Regions from separate parts of the Mus musculus genome. Here regions 1, 2, 3, 4, 5 and 6 are each linked to region 7. A link is a loop called in an ENCODE intact Hi-C map of the cell type or tissue named here. Cell type or tissue: heart. All regions are shown on one strand.

Region 1 (4,000 bases), 140 kb after region 7:
AAAATAAAACCTTGTCAGGGAGCTTTCTTGAGTGAAACCTGGAAAGGTGTGAAGTAGGAGGACAGATGAGAAAGACAACAGCCTGCAAATAAATAAATAAATAAATAAATAAATAAATAAATAAATAAATAAATAAATAAATCAGGTGGTGTTTTAGATTAGGTGTAGAATGCTACAGAAGACTGTCCTTTTTCTCTTCATCGGCTTATATACAGAAGCTGATCTTGAATATTTTATGTCAATCCCCTGAGGGCTAGATGTTAGAATCTAGTTTAAAATCATAAGACTGAATCTCAGTGTTTTTGGAAGGAAGCTTTAGGACAAGACATCTATGTTGGAGGGGAAGTACACACTCAGAGATGTCAATGAGTTATCCAAGATTCAATGTGCTTATCAGCACAGGCAGGACCAAAACACAGTCTCTACCTGTGTGGAGGTTAGTCTTTGACAGCAAGAGTCAGTGGAATCTGTTTGAAGAACTCGAAACACTGCAAAATAAGAGATGCCGGCTACTTGTCTCACTGCAGAATGACTCTGAAGAGAAAGAGTAGAGATGTATGCTTCACATTCAGACAACGGTGTTAGAAATCATGTGCTCTACTGTGGAGCACAATTTTGGCCCTTGACCAGTGAAACCTTGACTTGTACATAACTTGAATGTTGCCATGATTCTTGGAGTTCCACTATCTTATATGACAAAAGGATTAGTTCTAAACTCTAGGTTACAGCAGAATTGAGTCCGCAGTGAGTGCTGAACGGCAGACAATAAAAAGTTCAAAGTCATTACTTAAGATCTCACTAGTGTGACTTTGCTGGAACTTCACCCATCAGTAGGGTGAAGAATCTTTCTACCCACAGGCTTGTGGTGTGAATTAAAAAGTTGAGGGGCCATGACTGACATAGTACTCTGAAAATTGTAAATTGCAAACCACTGTAGCACGTTCAGTTGCCTCTACCCTTTCTCTAAAAGTGAATTAGAAGAGATAAGCTTGAAGATTTTAAAGATTTCTTAAACATATAGTGTGTTCATGAAGTTAGTCTGTTTAAACTTGGGGAAGAGACCTCAGAGTTCCTATAGGACCAACTTGGCTGATCTTAGAAAAAGGGGTAGTATTTTGGAAATTATTAATTCACAAACCCCAAACCTACAGATAATGAAAAAGTAGAGAAATGCTCTGTAGTCTGCAAGTGTGTGTGTGTGTGTGTGTGTGTGTGTGTGTGTGTGTGTGTGTGTGTATGTGTGTGTCTGTCTGTCTGTCTTGTGTCTTTGTGTGTTTCTGTTTCTGTATGTGTCTGTGTGTGTCCATCTGCGTGTATCAGTGTGAATGAATGTGTGCATCTGTGTATGCACATGTCTATGTCTGTGTGTGCCTGTGTGTCTGATGTGTGTGTGTGTCCGTCTGTCTGGTTTGTGTGTGTGTATGTGCATGTTCATGTGTATGCACTCATGCACACATGAAAAACTCCAAACACAAGCAAAAGGGCTCCTTTGATAAAAAGCTTTTTCCATCCTCCTCCTGGTGCTGAGCTCCTTCAGTCATCCAGGGCTTCACTAGAGATGGAAACCCACTAGCTATGAGACTCACTTCCCCACTTAATTTATGATTTGTCTCCCTCAGTACTTAACCTTGACAGCCTCTGTCATCAAATACCAATCAATGTTAATCCATTTTGACATCCTCGCCTTTCCACCTGCTGCCCTCTAGTGGAAGTGCTGACAAGTAGCAAAATAGTAACCAACCAAGAACTGACTAATGCACACAGGTCACCACATGCCCGCACTGGATATCACTGACCATAACTATGCCAGGAATTATCAGGACCACCTCAAGCTGTTTAGACTTCATTGGCACACAATAGACTGGCACCTATACATGAGCTTCTTTTCAGGCTTCTACCACAAGATTACACTCTCTATTCTCCCTCTTCCTCCTCTCTACCATCCTCCTCTTTTTCTAACATAAATCCCAAATTCCACTCTCTCAAAAAATAAAATAGTTCTTCATCTACCTCCTCATCATTTGGATTTTGGAAAAATTTAAAAGTTGCAGGGTTTCTTTCCTTCCAGGCACCAAGTAACAAGGTGAAAGGGTATTGATTGGGTATTATCATTGTGAAGTGATGTCATCCTAGGTCCTTTGAGATCCTGGGGTGGTCCTGTCTCATCCAAGAAGCAGTAAAATTAAAAAGCCTTTAAAGGTCATGGAATATCACACAGCTAGTGGAACAGCTAGTCCCGCAATGCAACCTGGGTAGATTAAGGCTCTCCTGTATTTCTTTAAGGTTCTCATTGTCTGGTCTTCTATTTAGTAATATGAAAATAACTTCTATGGGAAATGATGTTCGATCCAACTTAATGGTACTTACTGTATTTGTGGCAAAACCATTCAGCATTCATGTTGTTAGTGTTTAACAATTACCCTGTCTCTCTACAAACCCCAGTCCTCATTTTTTAAAATTAGGTATTTTCCTCGTTTACATTTTCAATGCTATCCCAAAAGTCCCCCAGACCCATACCCCCACCCCCTACCCACCCCCTACCCACCCCCCCACCCCCTACCCACCCCCCCACCCCCTACCCACCCACTCCCCCTTTTTGGCCCTGGCGTTCCCCTGTGCTGGGGCATATAAAGTTTGCAAGTCCAATGGGCCGGATCCAGAGTTGCTTAGCAGAGGAGCTAAGTTGAGGTAGGTAACTTTGGATGGATGATAAAGATTGTAAAAACTACACAGCTGATGCAGTTGATCCTAGATTTCATGAGGCAGCTGCTGTCTTCTACCAGCTTTGGGGAAAACTAGTTATTTATTTGATAACCAGCAGAGCAGAACCTTAACTCGAGCACCAATATAAATGCCTACCCCTCTCCTACCCCCAAATCACATATGATCACCAACAACTTTAAGCTTACCCTTTTTAGTGTGTGATGGTTTTTCATATTCTTCTTTTGTTAGCTTATTTTAGTAATTTTCCTTAAGGCACACACTAGTGTGAGGTTTCTATTGGCCAATTTTTCTTGAATAACAGCTATGCAGCATTATTCTTAGTAGCATACTCTCATACAACATCTTCAACCTCTTCTTAATATCTTTTAGATTTATTGATTTTATTTTATAAATCTTTTGCCTGTTCACGTGTATGTGAGTGCATGCATGTGTGGTGTCAGTGGAGGTCAGAAGAGGGTGTCAGGTTTGCAACTGGAGTTTCGGATGATTGTGCGTCAGAGTGTAGGTGCTGGGAACTGAACCCAGGTACTCCGCAAATGTAACAAGTGCTCTCACCTGCTGAGCTGACTCTCCAGCCCCAAGCTCCTCGACTTTCTAACTATACTACAGGGAGGGGTGTACCTCTGTCATGACACTTCTCAATGGAGACTGAAGGATTTCTTTTCAAATTTGGATTGGCTCTGTCTCCCTACATGGCTGGTAAAGTAAGAAAAGAAAACTATCTTGAAGTTGGATTTCTCATCACTTCTAAGCTTTGGTTTTTTCTTTGTTTGTTTGTTTGTTTGTTTTCAAGACAGGGTTTCTCTATATAGCCCTGGCTGTCCTGGAACTCACTTTGTAGACCAGGCTGGCCTTGAACTCAGAAATCCACCTTCCTCTGCCTCCCAAGTGCTGGGATTAAAGGTGTGCACCACCACGCCCAGCTACTTCTAAACTTTGTTATCTGCTAGGTAAATAAATTTCCAGGCTTCCAGGGCAACTGTTAAACCCCTGTTAGTTTACACGTGTGAATCTACAGACCAGACTCATCCAAAGCCTGCAAAAGCCCTTCCTACTCCACACGATCTGTGTTTTGTGCAACAGTTGAGGTTCCAGAAGAATTAATAAATCAAGAATTAATGAATCTGCTTTCCTGCTGTCCTGCCCACTGGTGCTTTTCTTGCCTCCTGGCTCTCAGCTCCAAGGATTCCTTCTATCCCCTCCTCAATTTTTCTCCTTTAGTTTTCTAACTCATAAACAGTCTGTCAACAATGCTAAGATGCCACCACAACTAAAA
Region 2 (4,000 bases), 290 kb after region 7:
GATGTTAAATGGTTTGTGTTCTCATTTCTCTTCATATTCTTAACAGAAGAATCAAAATGGTGTCATTGATTTTTGTGATAGCATATGCCCAATTTCTTCTACAGAAAATGATAGAAACTGCTGGAAAGAACAACCTTCTGGATATTCAGCTGGAAAAGACTAACAGCTTATTAAAAATAATGCAAACAAAAGAAACCTCGATGAAAGAAGGTCAGTTCTTTGCTGCCTAAAGAAATAATAATCAAGGAAGGTGCTCACTGCAGTATCTGACATTATACCCCATGTTTGTAACCTACCTTACGTGCATATAGAATGTTCCAGAGTGTTGTCTCATAGCACTCTATAGTATAGCTCCAACATAGGTTTAAAAAAAAAAATCAGATTGAAGGAAGTTACGTCTTCTATCAGGTTCTACCCATGTAAGAAATGGCGACTTGAAGTCCTAGTACAGATCTATAAAACCACGTGGGGCAAAACTAGAGCTCCTCCCTCATAAACTGATGAGTCATCAGTTTTAAGAGTTATAACTGAAGCTGTGAAGTGGCTCGGTCGCTCGGTGGGTAAAGGCACCTGCAGCCAAGTCTGATGACCTGAATTTGATCCACAGAATCCACATACAGATCCACAGTAAAACAGTATCAATTACCCAAAACTATCCTCTGACTTACACATGTCATGCATATGCATACACGTGTATACACACACCCAAAGAAAGCAGTAAAATGCGGAAACATTTAAAAAAAACTATATGCATATACTTTCTTTTTTATTTGGTACTTCTTTTTTGATTATAATATCATTTCCCCTCCCCGTTCCTTCCTCCAAGCCCTCCCCTATATCCCTGCTTGCTTGCTTTCAAATACTTAGCCTCTTTTATTCTTTAATTGTTGTCATAAGAAAATATGTATATATGTTTTCAGAGCTGACCGTGAAGAGCATATACAATCTTCGCTGTGTCTCTGAAAGGCCCTAGTAGGATGATCCAGTCCCTAGATCTTATCTTCTAATACCTTTCTCTGATAAAAAGAACCGGGTTAACGTAGGATTAGGCCAGGTATGGTGTGACATTACAGGATTCCCGCACTCAGGAGACTGAAGGAGGAGGATTGTGACTTTAATACAACTATAGATACAGAGAGAGAGACTTTCTCATCTCAAAAATATTTTTTAGAAGGGAAAGAAATGAAAAAACAAACCCATAATAATAGAACTGTCAAAAATAACTGAAAGAGCTCTCGATGACCAAAGCTGTAGTGATTTCATCAACAAAATAGCCTTAATTTGCTTTCATAAGTAAATAATAAAGTAAGAAACAGCTCTCCAGTGTGGCAGAATCCAACTGGCTTATGTAGATAATTTGTCCTCAGACAGGTGGAGCAGGACTCCAGGCACACTCATAAAGTAATTCCTGTTCTGTAGGGAAGCTCACAGCATAACAAGGTGGAACATGTAAATTACATGGTGTCAAACTGGGTAAATTCTACCTCAGCCACAGGATCAATGACATCAAAATTAATACTGTACTACCACCATGCACCTTCGATGTGATGTGATGTGATGTGATGTGATATGATGTGATTTCATACCATATGATACGATGAAAACTATGCTTTACATTTGTAAACTTCTCATTTCTACAGCCCCAATTCTAATCATGAGGTAAGTGTCCCACAGATTCCCATTGTGGGACACTTCTTAGACCTAACTTCTTGTTAGATTCTGTCTCTTAAAGTTTCTACAATCTCCCAGTGGCTCCATGAGCTAAGAACCAAACTTTTAGTCCATGAACCTTTGGGAGACATTTCAGGTCCAAGACTGGAAGTGATGCTTTAATTGCATTTAATTATTTCAAACTACTCTATGAAATAATTACTAATAAACAAACTGATAATTAATACTAGATCCTAAATTTACACTAAAATCAATATTGGTGTACTAAATTATTAAAAATAGCTTAATAATTGAGAAATTTTTAATAGGACAGAATAACAAATTCTGGACAAAAGGATAATGTAGATTTAAGTTTGCAAAGATAATGAAAAGCTTTTGCTTAAATCACTGAATGATACTGTATTTCATGAATTCCTTAGCTACCTAATTTCTAGTGGGGAAAAATGTGGTGAGCCTGCCATCTTGTGTTCAAAATTTTAAAATACTTTTTAAAAACTAGTATGCAAAGAGCTTCAAGGTGAATTTCATTTGCTAATTACTGAGGAAACTTCACCTACCTTATTTCACTAATTGCTAGATTCCTTCAAATAAGTGATGTTCATTACGAGAAAGAGAAGTACTGACAGAACACATCTCTCCTATAACATCATCTAACACAGAAACATGTGAAGCAGGTTATCGGCTAATGCCTACCAAGCAAATGTAATTTAACCAGCATTCTGATAGTGGGAAGTAAAAGCAACAAGAGAAGAGAAGGTGACGGAGAGCTGCGTGAGTGGTTGAGGGAACAGACAGGAGAGCAGGGAAGGGTAAGAGACCATAACAGTAGTCCCTTGTGCTAGTCGTGAGACTTTGGACTTTTGCAAAATAATCATGGTTGAAGAAAATATTTTGCATTGTTTTGAAGACACTGGCACCAAGATAGCTGATGTCTTGGAACACAGTTTTGGGTTTTTAACCCTTTCACAGCTCTCCTCTTGCCCAGGATTTAGTTACAAATCTAGGAGAACATAACTGCTCAGCAGTAACAAAAGCCTCACCTTATATTTCCTCACTAGCTGTGGCCCTCCACCTTTGTGGCCCTCTACCTTTGAACAACCTTACTGTGACTTGTCTCTCTCTTCTTAGTGTGTGCATTCCTGGAAGCATTGCATGCAAACACTTTTTGTGATTCCCAGACATGTCCACATGTGAGTCGCTTCCAGGAAAAACATTGCTAAGGCACATGGGAAAATCTCTACTGTACGGTGCCTTAGAAAAGTAATTACGAAATGTTGGGGTTCATTTCACATAAAGGTTGATTATAAAGTACTTATTGTTTGTGCTGGCTAGTTTTATATCAAGTTGACACAAACCAGAGTCTTTAGGGAGGAGTAAACTTGCTGGGAGGGGGTGGTGCATTACTTTAATCCCAGCATTCTATGGCAGAGGCAGGCAGACCTCTGAGTTTGAGTCCAGCCTGCATTACAGAGAAAGTTCTAGGGCTGAAAAGCTACACAAAGAAACCCGTTACCACCAAGGATCATGCAGATGTCCATGGTATATGTGGGCTGTGCTGCAGCAGGGCCATGTCGATGTGAGTAACCTGTGCAGTCACCTCAGGTCATGTTGATATTCATGGTCCTGCATCAGGGGACTGTGTTGATATCTGTAGTCTGTTGTCACCTGAAGCCATGTTGGTGTCCTTGATTCATGTTGTCCTGGAGGCCGTATTGATGTGCTTGGCCTGTGATGCCACTTAGGGCTCTGATGGTGTCTGTAGTCTAAGCTGGGACAGAGGCCCATGTTGATGCCTGTGGTCTATAATACTATCACTAAAGACCATGCTGAGGTTGGTGGCACATGCTGATACTGGAGACCATGTAAATGTCTGTGGTTGGTGCTCCTGGCTGGCTTTAAGGTTAAAGGAAGCTACTTTGGCAGTTGCATCGATGACTGCAAACTCACAGTTAAGAAAGAGGGACATAGAAGGTGTCAGTATGAACCCCTACTTCCACTACCAACACCCCTGGAAGAAGAGGTAGACAAGAAGGGAAAGTATCAAAGAACACTCTTAAAAGTTGTAATAAGGATGCTGTAGTGTATGTGTTACAATTGAGGGCTTCTGGTGGTGGTGCAGGTGGGAAAGGACTGTTTTCTTTAAGGGACTGGCCACTGAGAGTTTGACCATACTGGAGTTGTGTTCCTTCTCTTTCTCCTCCTCCTCTTCCTCTTCTGGTGTTGGAAAGTCATAAAGTTGGGGAGTGGACTTGGGAGGACTAGGAAATGAATATGATGGAGTGAGTGATGTGAAATTCTAACATAATCAATAAAAATATTAGAGAGAGAG
Region 3 (4,000 bases), 370 kb after region 7:
CAGAACATTCTAAGTAGAGCCTGCTAAGGCCACTGGCAATGAAAAGACAAATTTGGGGTTAAGAGGCCTAAATTCTCAGTGCTGCTTCTGGTAAAAGAGGAGCTATCACTCCTTTCCTTTCCTGGAGCACTGATTAGAAAGTGTGACCTTGATGTTATTTCTGTGTCTTTGCAATGTGTACAAGCTCGGTTAAATGTTTGGTACTTACTTTTGTAGATCTGGAGATCTGAGGACACCCTGCCAGTTAGTTGGTTTTTCACTTACACCATGTGTGTTCTAGGATCAAATTCAGACTTAGCAGCAAGCACCTTTCTGCACTGGGTCATCTCACCCACCCTGTTTAAAAAGCTAAACCAACTTTAAGACACAGGAATAAATATTCTTTTCCAGACCCTACAGCCTCTCTACATGCTAAACATCAAGGGAGGCAACGCCATCCTTTCTGTTTCCTGGGACCTGGGAGCCTGACTTTGGTAGATGCCTCAGTTCCAAAGTACAAAAGCCCCATCTGTCACATAGGCATGGCATGAGATGTTTGTTTTTCCACTGCATGAGCCCAATTACCACACAGAGATAAGCAGCCTATTACCTGGAGAGTCTAAGATGAGATCTTTGAGCAGATGCTGTTACCAAAAAACCCTCTCTCTGGAACTGTCTAGTTATTGTTTACACCAAAAAAAAAAAAAAAAAATTAAAAGTGGTTACCTGTTGTACCTGATTAACGAGTTTAAAAGATGAGATAATCTTTCTCTTAAGAGATTGCCTAAGAGATGGATATCACGGTCTGCTTAGTGCTTAGTCAGCAGCAAGACTGTTTCCATACTCATTACTTTTGTGGGAAGGTGTCTGATGTGGGTGGGGGGTGTATGCGAGCCACAGAGCTCACATGAAGATCAGAGGACAACTTTCAGGAGTTGGTTCTCTCCTTCCACTTTTCTGCAGATTTCAGGGATCAAGTTCTTAGGTCATCATACTTGCCAAGGCAAGCTCCTTTTACCTGCCAAGTCATCTCATCGACCCAAGAGATATTATTATTATTATTATTATTATTATTATATTTTCCCAAGATCAATTATATCTGTACTCATGGGCAGAAATTATCGACCCTGCCACAGAGCTAAACACACAACACAATCTGCCCATTTATAAACCACAAAGTAGAATTTGAACAAAATACAAGCATCAAAATAAATTTTATCGAACCATAGACACAACTGTAAACCTATCATACTGACATCATGCTGTGTGAACATACTGCCTCTTTCCAGGTTTCTGAAACGGGAAAACAATAACAGGAGATGGAAATGGTCCAACGTGTATTAAGGGCATCTCAAGAAGAACAAACAAACAAACAAACAAGATTGTGTGTGTGTGTGTGTGTGTGTGTGTGTGTGAGAGAGAGAGAGAGAGAGAGAGAGACAGAGACAGAGACAGAGACAGAGACAGAGAGAGAGACTTAGGACTTGTTTGCAGGAATAGTTTCAATTATCAAAGTATCATATACAAAATAAAAGGCATCCACAACCTGGAAAATCCTGTTCCCAGCATTCAATTCACAGTCTTTTGTTTTCTTTTCCTTGAATAGTTTTGTGTTGGTTTTTGTTTGTTAGACAATTATATGATTGTATATATTGATATATTTAAACTAAATGTTCATAACAGCCTTTTTCAAACTTCCCTGTATCTACATGAAAATCAATTAACTGAATATATATAATATAATATAATATAATATAATATAATATAATCATTTCTCTCTTAGAGAACACTTGAATTATGTCTAATTCTGATGTATCTTAATACCAAGAGTTATACTGGCAAGGAAATCTTCAGAAAGCTACATCTAAGGATTTATTTTCAGAAACCAAATGCTTTCACCAGCAACTAATATTGTTTTCTAGAAAAGGAGTCTGTGTGCAATCATTCCCTCAGACATCCTTCGAATAGACTACAATTCAGCTTCCTTACAACTTTCATCCTTTCTACAGCGACACCTAGTGTTGCAACGGGGATTGTACCACTTCAGAAAAATTCAAATTCACTCCTTCCAACTGCCAGCAATCTCATAGGCACATAAAAAAACTTTCTCCCTACCTCTTCAACATAGTACTTGAAGTCCTAGCCAGAGCAATTCGACAACAAAAGGAGATCAAGTGGATACAAATTGGAAAAGATGAAGTCAAAATATCACTTTTTGCAGATGATATGATAGTATATATAAGTGACCCTAAAAATTTCACCAGAGAACTCCTAAACCTGATAAACAGCTTCGGTGAACTAGCTGGATATAAAATTAACTCAAACAAGTCAATGGCCTTTTTGTACACAAAGGATAAACAGGATTAGAAAGAAATTAGGGAAACAACACCCTTCTCAATAGTCACAAATAATATAAAATACCTTGGCGTGACTCTAACTAAGGAAGTGAAAGATCTGTATGATAAGAACTTCAAGTCTCTGAAGAAAGAAATTAAAGACGATCTCAGAAGATGGAAAGATCTCCCATGCTCATGGATGGGCAGGATCAACATTGTAAAAATGGCTATCTTGCCAAAAGCAATCTACAGATTCAATGCAATCCCCACCAAAATTCAAACTCAATTCTTCAATGAATTAGAAAGGGCAATCTGCAAATTCACCTGGAATAACAAAAAACCTAGGATAGCAAAAACTCTTCTCAAGGATAAAAGAACCTCTGGTGGAATCACCATGCCTGACCTAAAGCTTTACTACAGAGCAATTGTGATACAATCTGCATGGTACTGGTATAGTGACAGACAAGTAGACCAATGTAATAGAATTGAAGACCCAGAATTGAACCTACACACCTATGGTTTTATGAAATTCCTAGGCAAATGGTTGGACCTGGAGGGCATCATCCTGAGTGAGGTAACACAATCACAAAAGAACTCAAATGATATGTACTCACTGATAAGTGGATATTAGCCCAGAAACTTAGTATACCGGAGATATAAGAGATAATTTGTAAAACACATGAAACTCAAGAAGAATGAAGACCAAAGTGTGGACACTTTGCCCCTTCTTAGAATTGGAAACAATCACCCATGGAAGGAGTTATAGAGACAAAGTTTGGAGCTGAGACAAAAGGATGGACCATCTAGAGACTGCCATATCCAGGGATCCATCCCATAATTAGCCTCCAAACGATGACACCATTGCATACACTAGCAAGTCTTTGCTGAAAGGACCCTGATATAGCTGTCTCTTGTGAGACTAGGCCGGGGCCTAGCAAACACATAAGTGGATGCTCACAGTCAGCTATGGATGGATCACAGGGCCCCCAATGGAGGAGCTAGAGAAAGTATCCAAGGAGCTAAAGAGATCTGCAACCCTGTAGGTGCAACAACATTATGAACTAACCAGTACCCCGGAGCTCTTGACTCTAGCTGTGTATGTATCAAAAGATGGCCTAGTAAGCCATCACTGGAAAGAGAGGCCCATTGGACATGCAAACTTTATATGCCCCAATACAGGGGAACGCCAGGACCAAAAAGTGGGAATGGGTGGGTAGGGGAGTGGGGGGGATGGTATGGGGGACTTTGGGGATAGCATTGGAAATGTAATTGAGGAAAATACATAATAAAAAATATACAAAGAAAAAAAAAGAAAGTGAACACAATAAATGCAGACAAATATGCTGATGGTTAGGTAGACATGTAAAAAAAACAGTTGGGATCTTGCTACAATCTGAACTCTTGATTTACAGCCTCTTTACAGCAGGCTTCTCGGTGTTGGCTCACACTAGTGTCACCTGGATGTCTGGTGGCCCTTGGCTGTGATCAAGCTCCCCTGGGTGATTCTAATGTGTAGCCAAAGTTGAGAGGCACAAGGACTTGTGAGGGATTACCCTCCCTGTATTTCCCTTTGTAAGTACAATGGTCAATCTCAATTGTCAACTTGATTGGATTGAGAAGTGTCTAGAAATAAGCACTCCTCTGGGTATGTCAGTGGAGACATTTCTAGAAGCAATTAGTTAAGG
Region 4 (4,000 bases), 360 kb after region 7:
ATTATCCAGACATTTCTTGACTCTGGGTTATTTATGAATTTATGGAACAAATGATAAGACAGAATGGTCCAGGGAATGTCCACCGGGGAAACCCGTATGGAGTCATGACAACAGGAAAAGCAGGCAGATCAGCCAGGTAACCATGAGTCCAGCCAAAGCTTAGCCTCATGTTGACTCCAAGGTCACTTTGAGCTGTTCCACCTTAAATCAAGGAAAAAAAGTATCCCATACCACCTTTAAACAGGGAGGTTTCAGGAGCCCAAGACAAAGCTTCAGACATAGGGGCAGCTGCAAGCTAGAGTCCAACCCTCACCACAGCTGCCACAGCCAGGAATGGCTGCCGGAGCAGCATCAACAGCAGCAGCTAGCACAAGGAGAACTTGCAAACCTGGGAGTGACTCAGGTTCTCAGCTTATGGCCGTCACGAGTGCGAAGATATCTCTTGATTCGAGTTTCAAGCAGACCTTCCAAAGTCCATTGGGAAGCTTAGTTGGGATAAGCAAGCAGAACTTTAGCCCCTGTTCTCATCCTTTCTGTTTGTTTTCCCTATTGGACTTCCAGGGAAGGCTATAACTGAGAAAACACATTGCAATGTAAGTGCCTTGCTGGCATGGTCCTTGTTGGTCTTGCCCGCTGAGAAACTCACTGCCTACAACACAGGAGACACAGAGCAGACTCTTGATAAGCATTGGAAAGCATGGATGAAGCCATTTTAACCCTCACCACACCCTTATAACAGAGACAGAGCAGTTGTTCTCTCTCACTCTTGCTTTGGAAGAAACTTAATATGGAAGTCTTGATCAAGTTCCTGCATGTCCCGTGTTCTGGCATGAGCTGGGTATCAGTGATGTCATGGGACTAAATATGTCTTAGCTTATGTTTACACTATGTCCCCTCTTGTAACAAAATAAATATGTAAATGTCAGAAATGATTTAGAAAAGAAGAATCATCCACTCATTAAAATATCAAAGCTAACCTGGAGTTAGTAACTTTTTAGAAAATGAAAGTAAAAATCTCTCACCAGACATAAAGTGCTATGTCTGATAGGCCAGTGTGCTGGGTCAGGCTGCCTCTGTGCACCTTCACTAGGTCTGGCCTACAGGCTCTCCAACCCTGATTTCCAAAGCACATCCTGGCACTAAATCTTACCTACTACCTCCCTCTTCCCACAGGCTCCCAAGTATTTAAGATCTTATACTCAAAATCACACACACACACACACACATCCCAGTGAGACAGGATGAACCAACTCCCTGAGTTTGGCATAAGCTTCTGTTTCCTCTCGGGAGTCACCCCTCCTCTATCCTGGACCTCAGAAGAGGAAGCTCCACTCTGAGATCACATTCTGGCCCTGGGATGAAAACAGGAAATTAATAAGCATGGATCTCAATCTTCCAAGGACTCATAAACCAGGAAAAACAACTTCGGAGGACACACTACTCTAGACTAATAGCTAGCACAATCAGATAACCAATAAGCCAATACTTTTTAATAACATTTAAAAGCTAAGAGACTTGAGCTACTGGCCTACGGTGTTGAAAGTAACCAAGAGAGGAGGAAATCCTGAAACCTCACCAATTAGATGCTCACTTAGAGCTAATTACCCCAAACAAGAACCTGTTGTTAAAGGGGAGAGAGAAATTAGCTGGCAGTCATGTGGTGCTGCATAGCCAGAGTGCAGATAAAAGCTGCTCTTGAACCTCTCGGGTAGACAAATTGGTTCTTTAGTACTTTCCTAATGAGGAAAGGGTGCTAGAATTTAAATACTTGGGAGATGGAGGCAGGAGGGTTGAATCTGCCTTCGTGAGTAACACTGTCTCAGAAAGCAAGAGAGGCAAGGGCAATGGCATTTTAATGGGCTGTAATTCCACATGCAAACCATAAAAGAGAAAACAGGGGAATCTGAAGCCTACCTCTGCTGGCACCACAGAGGAAAGGAAACACAATACACACGCCAGGCTGGCAGAGGAAAAAATCTGAAAACTACAGCTTAGTTTATTGCATTGTTCCCTCCTGAAGCTAGTGAAGACCTACCACGCTGGGGCACATGCAAGATGGCTGGTGAAAGAGCCCACTTAGAATTAGGAACTCATAAACACATCTTCCAGGTTACTTAAAACAAATATTCTGTTAGCAAACCCCATCCATACAATGCATCTGATGGCAACATATGCTTTCATTCCTAGCTAATAAAGCATGGTTATGGTAAATAGCTTTGGAATAGCTGTGGGGAAAACTGATCAAAAACACTGAATCTGCTTTTTACCAGATGATTAACTTTGGGCAGCTGACCTAAACTCTCTGAGCAACAACTTTCTCAGAAGCAAATGGATTGGTAACAGCCAACTCATAGCAGACTAAAGAGTTATTCAAGTTAGACAGCCCTCTTCAGGCCACTACTTAAAAACCTAGACTCAGGCTGGAAAGATACCTAAAATTTCTAGAGAAAGGTGGCTGGTATTGCAATGTCCACCTTTTAAAACTGGATTTTAAGAGCCTGAATCCAGATCCAAGCTTTAGTTCCTGGATTAGTCTTGGTCTAACTGAACTTCCCAGATCTCCACCCAGAACAGAATATTGCTAGTGTGAGCCACAAGCACTGCAGATGCCTAATGCTGGTTCCCTGTATCCTTGATCAAGCTGTAACCAGCCACTGAATTTCAAATCACTGAAGAGAGTCAAAAGGTATCAGAAGTCAGAAAAAGGGACTTCTGGTTAGCTTCATGACCTAGATAAATCTAAGGCTAGCTAAACTCAAGATTATAAGGGAGCTATCAGAGGCCAGAGGAAAGCAGTGGGCACCCTCTTGGATGTTTTATTGAATTCCATTTCAAGACTTTGACCTTCTACCTCAACAGGGGACTTGTGGTCAGAAGAGAGAGCACAGAAACAGATAAGCACAGAAAATGATAAGCACTGTGCAAAAAGGCATTGTCCTCCGGATGAAAACAGGATCCTCATGACTTGGCAAGCCACAGGACCACGAGACATCTAAAGAACAGCAAAAAAAGAAAGGTTATCCCTAAAAAGTTGTCAGCAGGTTTCAGCATTCGAGAGATTTTCCAGTCACAAGTTATCAGACCAAACAAAAGCTATGGATGATCTCTGTTCCATGAACAGGGTTTTCTTGGAATCCCAGCTTCAACTTGGTTGGCCAACATGTATACCCAATGCATGTTTTGAGTTGTTGCAATTAACTAATCCAAAACACAAAAATAAAATCCACTCATTTGAGTGTTTCATGGAGAGAGGTGTGGAAGAGAGTGAACAACCTCTCTCCTTTAAGGACCTAAAGGCAACTATTTAAAACTTGGGGTGCCCGTTCTAGCAAAAGTTTTACATTTCACTCTTTCAATTAAAAGGAAGAGATGAGGAGAGAGAACAGGTTGACCCGTGTTTTGTTTTGTTTTGTTTTGTTTTGTTTTGTTTTGTTTTAAAGGATAACCCACATTTGAAAACATTAGATATCAAAATGAGAGAGCACTCTGCAGGCATGTGCTTCCAGACCACCTTGTTCTTGCTGTTGAGCACAAAGCAAGATGAATTGACTACTCAGAGGTTCACTGTTTCTTTAGTTTCCATCTCTAGGAAGACCGGTGCATGTGACATGCTATAGACTGCGCATATGCTGAGCTGCCAGAGATGTTAGTGTGGGCAATGTTTCATCTGTGTCCTCACAAGTTCATGTAGTGGAGCCACATAGTCCCCAACTTCATACATTGGTACTATTTGGAAGGGGGACTTCTTGGGAGATAATGATGCTTAGAAGTCATGAAGGCGGCACATGTGTACTATGAGGAAAAGTACACTGAGCTGACAGATGTCCTGTTTCTTGTTCTTGCACCACCTTCCAAATCTTCCCCTCCTTGGTCTTGCATTCCTTTTATTTTTTTTTTTCAAGGCAGGGTTTCTGTGTATAGCTCTGATTGTCCTGACACTCTCTTTATTGACCAGGCTGGCCTCAAACTCATAGAGATATGCTTGCTTCTGCCTCCCAAG
Region 5 (4,000 bases), 74 kb after region 7:
AGTAGACTGTGCTCATCTACCGGTCCATAAACCAGACTTTACGTCTGCTTCTTGTCCTGTTGCACTTACAGTCAAAGGCTGAAATTCTTATCTGTGGTTTCCATCCACCCCTAACAGCTGAAGTCCTTAAAAGGAACCTTCTTGCTCTAGTCCACAGAGTATTTTATTTTATTTGAGTATGTTTATCTTGAAGGGAAAAAAAAAGCCTTAAATCCAGTCGCGCTTTCTGCTTTCCCTTGCTTATCACATTCTACATTAACCTTGGAGCTCTTGAATCTGGCTGTTCTTGGTGCTGAGTCCATTCTGGTCAGAACGCTTCTCTCTTCCATGCCTTTCGCACTGGTGAAGTTTTAGGCAAATCCTATAGTTTAGATTGTTCTATGGTAAGGACTCTTGGTGAGAAAAAGTTAGCTATTACCAAATATTTCTTGTGTTGTTTCCCACAGTCCCTTGCAAGCAGGGACTACAAAGCTGTGGGCCACCAGTTTGGGGCTATTTAACAAGAACACAGGCCTTCCCCCGGTATACTACCTGTGGCTACTTATTCACTCCATATACAAGTGAGCAAAGGAAATGTAGACCGCCACCAAGGAAAGTAAAACCGAGAATACCTACAATCTGACTGGACAGACAACTCTGCCAATCTCTCTTTTAAGGGGAAGTTAGGTAGCAGAGTCGTTTAGTCTAAAAAGTAAATAAACACAAACCCACTGACGGGAAAAGAGAAATTGTAGGAGAATATAACTTTCTTTAAAAAGAGTTATCCACTCCCAAATGATTGTGTACGTAGAGATCAATCAATTATGCATGCTTTTCGATGAGGAAAGAGAGACAGGTCCTTCTCTTGGACTGTGCCTCTGGGGCCTGGCAGCACACAGTGAGCTTACCCCTTTTACTTTTCTGTTCTGCTGTGTTTCCCAGGAAGGCAAATATCTTAGACTGTAAGAAGATTGGGGACGCTCTGGAGCTTACTTTCCCTTAGAGCTTGTTCTGTTTCCTTGCCAGCAGGGCCACGCTTTCTCTCTGCTGCAGCCTGACAGGGCCCCACCTCCTGCTTATCTTAAGTTGCAGCTGAAGTTGAAGGGAAATCTCTTTCAGGTTCCTAAGACCCTATTAACTCAAGGTCAGATCTGTGGTATCCACCATCAAGTCCAAAGCCTCTCTCTATACAGAAACCTGTTTTAAAGTGTTAGCTAGTAGCAAGTAACTCTGGGTTAGTTTCCTCTTGAGTTGAAGTTATGGATGGAAGGGTAAATGAGAAAAAAAAAAAAAAAGATAATGTTAGTTGATTGGACTGACTGATTTCTAACATTCAGAGGCAATTTCATAGCATGTGTTATTTAAATAATCCCCATAAAAACCCTGTGTGGGAGGAGGAGTATTGTTATACATTGTGGTACCAAGACTTAGAAAACAAATTAAGATTTCCACATTATAAGTTGTATAGTTCCATCAACAATGCCATGAGCTTTCTGCCACATAATCCATATCATGTTAACCTATTCCTTAGGCTCAAAAAATAGCTACAGGAGATCCAGGTGTCACGTTTTTAGGTAACGAGGGCCAGGGTAAGGAGAAAAGACAAACAGATAACAATCTAGCCAGGTTTGCTTTCTTTCTTAGATTCTTGGTTGGTGATGTCAGCTGATGCATACATACTTCATCAACTCTTAGGATTTCCTTTTTTCTAAGGAGACATGAAAATTTCTTGAAGTAAGCTGGTCATGTGTGTGTGTGTGTGTGTGTGTGTGTGTGTGTGTAAATGTTTTCTGTAGACACAAAAGTAGGAAAAAATTATCACTAAAGAAGTCTATTTTAAAAAACCAAAGGTCAAAATTCTGGTCCAAACACTGAAAGTCTTCAGAAGAACTTGATAGAATAGAGGTTCCAATGCTCTCATTTGCATCTTGGGCATGAAGCAGAGATCCAAAAGGTGAAACGATTTCCCTCCGTCTCTAAGTCAAATAAAGGAAGCTCCAGAGAGGAATGCAATGGCTAAGTGTATCCTTAGCCAGATTTGAGGCCAGGCGATGATGCTGTCAGTGTCCTCACTGTGTATCAGGTGTCTCTGCAGGCCAGGGCAGCCGTCCCTGTGGTTAGGACACAGGCAGGCTATGTGGAATGACTGGATCCCACTGGCTTGGCAGAGACAAAGGGCCATGTGCTGAAGCTCAAGCTGGGAAGGAAAGTGTCTGGCACTCACCAGATGAGGGCCTTTCACTCAGTAAAATCTTTTCTCTGCCAGTGGCCCACAAGCTACAAGCCTGAGCAATGGTTGTTTTGCCATCAAAAGCAACAACAACAAACACAGATGCCTTTAACATGCAAATGGCTATGCACACAGTTTTCCTGTAGATAGGGAAGTGCTCTAAGCAAAGCAGCTATCAGACAGTAGACACCAAGAGCAAAGTTATGTGTGTGGTTTTTTTTTTTCTCCTTCTCCTTCTCCTTCTCCTTCTCCTTCTCCTTCTTCTCCTTCTCCTTCTCCTTCTCCTTCTCCTTCTCCTTCTCCTTCTCCTTCTCCTTCTCCTTCTCCTTCTCCTTTTCCTTCTTCTTTTCTCTGCCAGGCATGGAACAAGAGAACAGTGTGTCCTACAAAACAGCTTGCACAGGAAAACAGAATCCACCCTGTTGGTCACCTGAGGGAGTCAGTCAGCTCAGGGAAGTTACACATTTTCTGTTCATTTGCATAAGGGAGGAACTGAGTTGTGGCATCATGAGTGGACTATTTATAAGAAGGAGAGAAGAGTGGGTTTTAAAAGGAAATACCAGAATGTGCTATACAGAGGTCACAGCTTGGGGAAAACAAGACAAAACAAAACAAAACAAAAAACAGCTTGCCTGGCATTTCCCAGGAATGTGTGGATTGAGCCCCTCCTAGAGAAACCAGAAACCGCATTACCTGGAGCCTTGGTCTTAATTCATCCTTTTGTGCCCCTTTCATGGAAGCCAGACATTTGTAATTTCGTGTGAATAAGCCATGAAATTTGTTTCATTACTGTTAGCAACCATGCATGTCACTAGCTCATCTGCCCCCCAACCTTGTCCAAATTAGAAGAGAACGTCCCTGTCTTCATGCAAACTCCAGAGCTGAGCAAGTGAAAGGAAAGGCAGCACTGTGCTCCCTTCTAGCAGAGACCATGCAAGCTGCCCAGGTGCAAATGCCCCGCCCCACAAAGAACTGCTGGCTCTTGAGCCAAACAAAACCTAGCTGTGGATAACGCAGCCCACAGCCTGCAGCCTAACATGTTCCTGCCTCTGTTGTAGTGGTTCAAGCAAAGTTCTGGGGGTAAAGTCAACTGGCTTTAAATCAGAACTCTCTGAATTCTCTGCCTCACATCTGTTTGTATCCAGATAATTGCACACTTGAACCTACCTTGTCGTGTTCTTATGAGGATGAAATCAAACAGTCACACAAGAGAAAACCATTCAGAGTATGTGCAGCGTACAGTTCTAACACTCAGCAAATGTTACACAATTGCAAAATAATGTGAAAGGCTAATTTTCACTCTTTGGTTTATCTCTGAGAGTCAAGTTTTGCTAAACAATTCTAAGCATATAGAATATATGAGAGAAAGTAGGTTTTGAGGTTTTTTTACTCCTGGGAATTTGTTGTAATTCACCCCGTGGTCACTTTGGGAAGGTAAGGAGCTAGAAACAGCAAGAATATCAGTTACCCCTGACCTGCTAAGGCAACAAAAACCTTAGCAAAAATAAATGCTGTACATGAACCCTGCTCCTGGCATAGGGGAATGGCTAACACTTGTCTTAGTTAGGGATTTATTGCTGGGAAGAGATACTGTAACCATAGCAACTCTTATAAAGGGAAGCATTTAATTAGGACTGGCATACAGATTCAGAGGTTTAGTCCATTATCATCATGGCAGGAAACATGGCAGTGTACAGGCAGACACGGTGCCGGAAAGGTGCTAAGAGTTCTACATCCTGATGTAAAGGCAGCAGATGTAGACTGTGTGCCCCACTAGGCCTACCTTGAACA
Region 6 (4,000 bases), 230 kb after region 7:
GATTGGCAAGTGACTCCCTTTTAAATGTTCCTGCAACTCTGCTTCCAACAGAGAAGTCTTTAGGGAGGAAGGCATCTGGAGCATTAAAATGGAATAAAAATCTCAACTCTCTATCTTGGACCTTTGCACAAAAGTGTATAGCTGGCAACATCAGGGGAAATATGGAAGCCAAAGAGAATAAAATGGAAGTGTTTAAATAACAAACTGACAGTTTATTTTCTGTAGAGATGCTATTGTTTCTATATGGTGTGTCTCCAAAAATATTCATGTCAGAAACTTGGTCCCAGTGTGGCAGTATTATGAGGTGGTGGGACTTTAAGAGGCTGTGTTTAGAAAATGGTTCTTAGATTATTGGGAACCTTAGCTTTGGAAGAGATTAATATAGTTCTTAGCAAATCACAATTCATTCACAAGAAAGATATTCTTTAAAAACATGTGACACAAACTACTTAGTCCCTCTGACGTCCTATGTCACCATGAGATCTTTCTCACCACACTCCCAACCTTCCATTGCCCCTCACCAGAGATGAACTGAAGCCAAAACGCTTGATCTTGAGTCTCAGAACTGCAAAATAAATAAATAAATGTCTTTTCTTTATAAGTTCCTCAGCATCAGATAGTTCTTAATGGTAATGGAAAGTGGACTAATTCAGAAGACCGAGAGTCTAGGTCTCTTGCTTCATTTTACTTATTTATTTATAAATATGTTAAGCTGTCTCAAGTCATAAAAATCTGGATCCTATAGCCCATTAGTATCATAGTCATATAGCCAGTTTGCATGTTCACATGCTTAAAAATTCCTTACACATACATAGTACTCTATTTTGTTTATCATAGGCTATACACAAAAATAAATTCATAGGATTGGATATACCTCAGTGGTAGAGAGCTTTCTTAGCTTCTACTCAGGCCCTGAATTCAACACATATCACTATAATCTATATGCATATGTATATATACATATTTAAATTTTATATATAGCTGAATCAAATGATATTCTGAAAGGTGTTTAATATTTATTAGAGCAGAATGCTTCTTGAGATATACTTTAAACAAGTTTACTTATTTAGGGAGAGATAATTCTCATTTAGTGGTTTATAAAACAGGAATTTGAAGGCAGAGTCTATATCTTGTTTATCAACATGTTATTTTAAAGGTGTTGCAGTACACATCAAATTAGAAGTCCATCCATAATAAGAATAGAAGTTAATCTCTGTTTGAGTAGTCTTCAGAGCCTTTTCTGATTTGGAGGCTACCGTCCATTGGATTTGCTTGGAGCAACTGAGAGCTTGTTCTAAGGCTATGAAGAGCATGCCATCGGCTGCATTCTGATCAGTAAGACAACATTATCAGCTCATCTTTGATTTGAAATTTCTTTATATGAATCTTTTAAGCCACTTCTTTGTTACAAGACAGTTATAGCTGAGCTACATCTTTTCAGTCCATATACCCTTTAAATCAGCCAAGAAGAGCCTGAAAAACTTCTGCAATGCCAAGAGATGAGGGATTAATTTATGAACAGGCACTCTGAATCATGACCCTTCCACTCTTTGTGTGAAGTTCCTCCCATAGCATGTGACTCATGTACATGGGCTTAGTGACTCTGTATGAATCTGATACGCAGTATTAGAAATCCCTCTTAATTTCTTTCTATCCCTTAATGGATCACCTGACATAACCAACTGCGACACTAGATAATCTTTTGGGTCCCTATGGCTGAACGTGTAGATACTAATTTTACTTAATTTAACAAATATCTCTGTTGCCAGGATTCCCCACCAGCCTGCTAACATCTCTTTTTCAGCCCTTTGATTCTGGAGCATATCCTGCAACATGCTCCCTTAAACCTGCCCATTCCCTCTCCCTGACTGTTACTCTCCATTCTTGAAATATATAGCCTATTGCCACGCCTCCCCAGAAAGCAGCAACCTGAACAGCTCCAAGCTCTCCAAGCTGTAGTTGTCCACCACTAATAGTTTGTAAGGGCAACCTTGGTAAAGAAAGCTTATGAGAAAGCTCTGGCTTTGGCGTACATGTTTGAGAGCATCAAGAAATTAATCCCCTTTCATTAAACCCAAAGACTTAGTTTCATTTTGTTTCCAGTCTGCCTATCTATTGACGGTGTACCTAAATACCTATTTGCTGCCACCTAGTGTATTGAAATGTAGTGACATGTGATTTTTTTTTTTTTTTTGACATGTGAAATTTTAATTCATTGGATGCTGGAACATAACTTACTATTCAGAATGACTCTTCATTTTGATTTCTCATAAGCTTCCACTTTATTGCTGTGACCTAAAAATCATCATAATTTTCTGTCATACAGTCTAGGGGCTCAGGAGCAAGCCAAGCCCTGAAAATGGTACCCTTGGATATTAATTAGGCTTTGCAACTCTTGGGTACATAGTAAGCACAAAACAACAGAAACCATGATTTTTACTTCATAGAGGCAGTAGAACACACTCTCACTCTTTACCAACCACAGGATCATTGGAAGTTCGGTCCCTCTTTAGACAGCATCTTTTTCTGCTTGTGGTAAAATGGGATGGCAAGTCTGGCTAGCTTCAAGCTCTAAGAATCTATGACTCTAAATAAGCCAAAGCCATGTCCCAGAAGACAGCTCTGTGCTTGTATGAATGTCATTTCTATGAGAATATCTGACCTCTGGTTATAGATAGAAGTGAGCAGAGCTCCTGACTTGAATAGGAAGGACCAAATGGCAGGCAGTGATTTTATTCTTGAGAGCTGTCCCTGGACTGTTGTCCACCAATATATAGGCTAATCATATATATATCTCCAGCCTCCTGACCTCTTAAGGAAATTTAGAAGTGAGCTCCTGTAAATAACCTATTTCCCAAGCTAGCTTAGAATGTTGCATCCCCTTTATTTAAACAACACTACATAGTGTTTTCAGTATATGTTACAATGTTTCATTTGGGGTTCTTATGAGTCTTATTTTCTCCATCAGTCAGACGGGTTTTTTTCAGTCTGGGACATCTTCAGTTTCTCATTTCTGTGAAAAAAAAAATCTAGCACATCCTGAAGGCATTGCATATGTTTCTCATAATTATGATGTTTTCCCATTTATCTTACATACATGGAGTAAAAGGTTAAAAATAAGGTGTTTTCAGATTGTGTCCACAGCACTTAGTCTCTAGCCTTGGTCTCTACAGCTATCTAGCAGCTCATAGATGCTTATAACTCTTTGAACTTAATGCCAAGAATGAAAAATCCTACAGCATACCATATGGGGAGAAGAACTTTGAAGTGAGAAAATTGTGGTTTCATGTTCCAGCTTTACCATTTACTGCATCTGTGTTTTGTCAAGAAATTATCTGACCTCTCAGAAGCATCCCGTTAGCTATAAGTGAGGATCACAACACTAACACACAACATTTTATACACAGAAGTGTGTGTATGAAATAACAAAGCACATGCTAGGAGTATGGCATACAGTAGGAACCTAATCTCTTCTAGAATACTTTTACACAATGCTTAAGTAAATGTTCTGCTTATATCCAAAGTCAGGGGATGGGGGAAGACTGAAGAGATGACTCAGTTGACAAAACACTTGCCATGCAAGTGTGAGAACTCAATTCAGACTTCCAGAACCCATGGTGCAACAGCATGTATCTCCAATACTCCAGAGCTCATGGATCATCTCTTTTGGTATAGGCAATTATGAAGAACAAAGAAATGTGTCTCAAACAAGGAAGAAGGTGAGACCCAATAATGAAGCATGTCCTCTGATTTCCATACACATATACCATAAAATGTTCATACCTACAACACACACACACACACACACACACACACACAAATAGCATGCATGTACTTTACACAAAAAATATTTTTTCAATTACTCAAGTTAAAAGTAATCAGAATAGTTTTATAATTCTGTGATACATTTACATTCAGAAGCTATTGTCATCAAATGTGATTCTGTTGCCCAAGATGTAAATTCTAGGAATGTGGAGAGACATGGCCATCATGCAAAGAG
Region 7 (4,000 bases):
ATGTCTAACAGAGTGGATGCTGCAGTTGAAGCCAGAGCAACATGAGGACAGGCTTTTGTTTAAGCACGGCCTTGAAACCGCCTTGGAGCATGATCAGAATGTAGAAAAATTTTCCACAAGTCCATCTGGTCCTTCCTAGTCTAGGTTCTAGATCAAGAAACTAGACTAGGTAGCTTGATGAAGCTTCTTTGGGCTTGGAGAGAGGAGAAAGAGGAGTGAGCACAGAGGGGACGGAAGGAGATCGGTCGACACTGTCAGAATCCAAGGTGCACCAGAATCCAAGGAAGGTCACCTCCGAGAGAGTAGAATAAGCATGTGAGGACTGACAGGTCTCCATGCCTGTCAGTACTGCCCTTTCAGCCAGCTTGGCAAGCACAGACCACCCAACAGGAGTTTTGCCTGACCTCATGGTTTCCTTTTTCGGGTTTCTCTATCTGAACAACTCTCCCTTTAAAAGTTCCAGAGACAGTAAGCACCCCTACTGCTTCATCCTAACATGGAAAGCAAGGGATTGAGGGAGATTGTCTTAGAGAAAGCCTGCCTGTGACACAGGACTGGTTCAAGGACAGTAACCAGACCACCCCCAATGCCTGACTGGCAGAGTCACGATCCATATCATCTCCAGAATCTCTTCCCCTTTCCGTATGCTAGATGCATAAGAGACAGCTGAGACACAGCTGGGCTCATGAGAAAAGATGCTGAGAATGTTTCCAATTGCACGGTTACTTTGAAAACAGAAGTTCCAAAGAGTTTGGTCCTCTGTTTCTCCGTTTCTACCCCATCCATCACCTTAGTGTGGAATTGCTTATTTTATTCTTTTGCAGTGCTTAAACGTTTTACTGTGACTCTGGGTCTGAAAGCTAGTGAAAAGAGGGGGTGGGGGTCCTTTTTAAAGCTGAGGCTGTTAGGAAGGTTAAAGATAAGTGAGCTTACAACTAGCTGTCAGAACAAAGCAAACAGTAAAAAGACCACATGACCAGTTGCTCCACCAGATACAAGACAGCTAGACAGCCCCGGGGCTGGACTTTTGTACCTTTGTACTCTATGCCTGGAGAAGAGAGTGGTGAAGCCGTCTGGTGCTTCGTGACAATACTTACACAGCACTCTGACTTTAAGAAGTGCTTTGACAACTCCCATCTTGGTTAATTTTTTTTTTTCAACAAAATGGACCTAGGTAGCAAGAGCCTGTTGTCTGATAGACAAACTGTGTCTTTCTCTAGGTCACAAACAAGGACAAACCTCAGGCTGGACCTTATTCGTGCCTTCCCTGCAGACCTGTGTTCCGTACTAACATAGCTCTCTTCAAACAAACATGCATTCTTGGTAAATTACCTACTTTGTCTCCACTTTTTTTATTTTAACCTCTCGGATTGGAATGTCTTTAATGTCCCAGTGAGCAGGAGTTTGAAAATTGGAACCAACTAGACAGATAAAAGCCTAGTACACCCCGGCATAGTCTTACAAGAAGTGGATGCTCACAGTCAGCTATTGGATGGATCACAGGGCCCCCAATGGAGGAGCTAGAGAAAGTATCCAAGGAGCTAAAGAGATCTACAACCCTGTCGGTGGAACAACATTATGAACTAACCAGTACCCCGGAGCTCTTGACTCTAGCTGCAAATGTATCAAAAGATGACCTAGTCGGCCATCACTGGAAAGAGAGGCCCATTGGACATGCAAACTGTATATGCCCCAATACAGGGGAACGCCAGGGCCAAAAAAAAAATGAGAATGGGTGGGTAGGGAAGTGGGGGGGAAGGGTATGGGGGACTTTTGGGATAGCATTGGAAATGTAATTGAGGAAAATATGTAATAAAATATTTTAAAAAATAAAAATAAAAAAAATGGAAAAAAAAAAAAGCCTAGTAGACTCATCACACTTCCCAAGGCTACTTCTTCCTGTACCTGCAGGAGGTGCACTGCTCTCTTTGAACTTACAGCCTGTTCTTGAGGACTTCTAGATACTGCCTTCTTTGGGGGAACCCGATGGGTGGAGAGGAGGGAAGTCTCCCGCAACTACCAATATTTTCCTCTAGGAGGAGCCCTGCCGCCCAATTGAGAGCGACACGCACCAACTCGCAACTCCTCGCCAGAAAGCTTCATCCCAGCCCTGCGGACTGAGTAGCGGGGGCGGCGTTCAGCCTCCCCGCAGCGGCCCCGGAGCTAGCTGCCCTCAGCTCCCGCTGCCCTTCCCCTAGGCAGCCTGGATCCCCGAGGCGGCGGCGGGTCCCTCGCAGAGCCGAACGCCAGCCGCCTTTTCCCACCCCTCCCCTCTCTTCCTCTCCCCTCCCCTCCCCTCCTCCCTTCCCGTTTCACCCCGCCCCCTTCCTCCTCCCCAAGCCTGACAACCCACGAGCTGCCAAGCAGGGCGCAGCCATGGGAAGAGGAGGCGGTCTAGGGAGCGGCGGCACTGGCAGAGGCGGCTGCTACAGCGGCGGTGGCGGCGACGGCTGTTACTGAACCCCGGCAGCCGCGGGGATCCCGGGCTGGGTCCACGCGGGCCTGAGGCCTCGGCTCCAGCAGCCCCCAAGCGGACACGAACCCGCGTTCTGTCTCCCGAGGCGAAACTCCGAGGTACTGGAGGGGAGTTCTTATTTCCCTCACATTGTGCCAGGAGACCTGGGAGTAGACCCGGGCATGCCAACTGCTTGTGAAAAATTGGGGTCACTTTTATGTATTTGCCCCGATAATTTTATTTTATTTTATTTTATTTTATTTTATTTTATTTTATTTTATTTTATTTTATTTTATTTTGATGAGTTTAGAGTGGGTTGTATTCCCTTCTCAAAAGTTGTTTTCTGCTGATGGGTTGGTGTAACCCGATCCTCCGTGTCCTGGAGAAGTGTGTGTGTGTGTGTGTGTGTGTGTGTGTGTGTGTGTGTGCGCGCGCGCGCCTGTGTGTGTGTGTGTGTGTGTAAGTTGTTCTTGGTGCTGAGTGAAGCTGAAAGTTGATGTGGGCGACAAGGAATGGGGGGCAGCAAGCGAACTGTCCCAGCCTGGAGCCTGCTCCAACCAGGTTGTGAGATGCAAGGAGAGGTTTCTTCCTAAGACTGTTTTCTTGGTCTTAAAAGTTTCGCGAGTGTGTTTGTCACCATCAGCCTGCTAACCTGGAGCAAGGACTGTGGAAGCTGCTGCTGCTGTCTGAAGCGAGCTCCTGGTTGGGTGTGATGGCCTGAGGGACTCCGGAGGGTGGGTTGTGAAGCACGCGACCCCCGCAGCGCTCTGCCTTTGCGCAGTCTGTGCAGGCTGCAGCTGCAAGCTGGAAGCAGAGGAGCTGGAGTCAGAGTCACCGACGCCAGAGCCTCCATGAACTGGGGTGAGTGGAAATTGTGGCAAGCCAAACTGTCCCGGCGCTGGACACACTCGTGGTTATGAAATCAACCAGGCTCAAAGTTCTGATAGAACTGCAGAGTCTTGAGAGCTGAGCGGGTGAGTCGGGTCACGTCTGGAGAGAGAGAGGGAGAGAGCTGGCTGCAAGCAGTGGTTGTAACATGGGACTATCCGCTTGTGGGTGCGTGGGGAAATCTATTTCTGGGCAAGGACTTTATATATAGCACCGGGGAGTACGTCTGCTGGGACCAGGGTGCAGGTTTCCGTGGTGAGCTCTGATGTGTGTGCTGAAGAGGTGTGCAGTATGTATGTGTGCTGTATGTTTGCACGCGTGTGTGGGAGCGCATTGGGAGGTGTGTTGGCTTCCTGAATCAGGGTGTTGAGTGGGAGAAAGAAACCATAGAGATGCTGCCTGCTGTTTGTATCTCCAGGAGGTCTTGGCCTGACAGAGAAAGGTAGTGGGAAGGCAGAGAGTTGAGAAGACACAGCTGTTCCTGAATAGGAATAAATTTCCTGGACTTTAAAATACCTAACTTAACTTGCCTTGGAAGGTCTGAGGACTGGAAATGGGGGTTTCTGGAGTTCTCAGGAAAGCTGAGTGGGAGGGCATTTAAATGTCTAGGAGAGGTATGCATGTGTGGTTACAGAATTTGAGAGACCAGAGCAGATT

Evidence for each region. Peaks named below come from ENCODE experiments on the same cell type or tissue, not always from the same donor. Only the 100,000 strongest peaks of a DNase experiment are listed, where the experiment ranks them.
Region 1: it touches region 7 in a loop (8-fold over the local background); 16 of 42 quality-filtered maps call a loop at or near these places.
Region 2: a loop joins it to region 7, with 5 times the contacts of the local background. A loop is called at or near these places in 8 of 42 quality-filtered maps.
Region 3: a loop joins it to region 7, with 3 times the contacts of the local background. A loop is called at or near these places in 16 of 42 quality-filtered maps.
Region 4: it touches region 7 in a loop (2.9-fold over the local background); 7 of 42 quality-filtered maps call a loop at or near these places.
Region 5: a loop joins it to region 7, with 5 times the contacts of the local background. A loop is called at or near these places in 6 of 42 quality-filtered maps.
Region 6: it touches region 7 in a loop (9-fold over the local background); 19 of 42 quality-filtered maps call a loop at or near these places.

The regions. Positions count from the first base shown.
Region 1 is chr15:3,439,442-3,443,441 of GRCm38, reverse strand. The region is part of intron 2 of Ghr (growth hormone receptor); the gene reads left to right. Among named protein-coding and RNA genes, the nearest start is that of Ccdc152, 140 kb to the right of the region's middle. In heart, a CTCF peak has its summit at 1,707 (motif pointing left); no DNase peak of the experiment used is centred here.
Region 2 is chr15:3,294,311-3,298,310 of GRCm38, reverse strand. Ccdc152 (coiled-coil domain containing 152) reads left to right here. Exons shown (of 9, transcript NM_001166063.3): 3 at 105-210. Among named protein-coding and RNA genes, the nearest start is that of Gm41254, 2.4 kb to the left of the region's middle. In heart, a CTCF peak has its summit at 2,136 (motif pointing left); no DNase peak of the experiment used is centred here.
Region 3 is chr15:3,211,898-3,215,897 of GRCm38, reverse strand. It overlaps Gm52192 (a long non-coding RNA gene), which reads right to left and starts at 453. Exons shown (of 3, transcript XR_003951557.1): 1 at 209-453. In heart, a CTCF peak has its summit at 1,995; no DNase peak of the experiment used is centred here.
Region 4 is chr15:3,225,665-3,229,664 of GRCm38, reverse strand. No RefSeq gene overlaps it. Among named protein-coding and RNA genes, the nearest start is that of Gm52192, 12 kb to the right of the region's middle. In heart, a CTCF peak has its summit at 2,396 (motif pointing left); a DNase peak (open chromatin) is centred at 1,274.
Region 5 is chr15:3,507,434-3,511,433 of GRCm38, reverse strand. The region is part of intron 1 of Ghr (growth hormone receptor); the gene reads left to right. Among named protein-coding and RNA genes, the nearest start is that of Ghr, 74 kb to the left of the region's middle. In heart, a CTCF peak has its summit at 2,191; a DNase peak (open chromatin) is centred at 2,133; H3K27ac peaks cover 214 bases.
Region 6 is chr15:3,354,589-3,358,588 of GRCm38, reverse strand. The region is part of intron 3 of Ghr (growth hormone receptor); the gene reads left to right. All of the region lies in intron 4 of Gm41254 (a long non-coding RNA gene), which reads right to left. Among named protein-coding and RNA genes, the nearest start is that of Ccdc152, 53 kb to the right of the region's middle. In heart, a CTCF peak has its summit at 2,148 (motif pointing left); no DNase peak of the experiment used is centred here; H3K4me3 peaks cover 219 bases.
Region 7 is chr15:3,581,574-3,585,573 of GRCm38, reverse strand. Ghr (growth hormone receptor) reads left to right here and starts at 2,222. Exons shown (of 11, transcript NM_010284.3): 1 at 2,222-2,574. RefSeq lists a cis regulatory region at 2,032-2,166 and promoters at 2,302-2,486, 1,013-2,486. In heart, a CTCF peak has its summit at 2,032; DNase peaks (open chromatin) are centred at 2,133, 2,353 and 3,433; H3K4me3 peaks cover 2,129 bases; H3K27ac peaks cover 3,064 bases.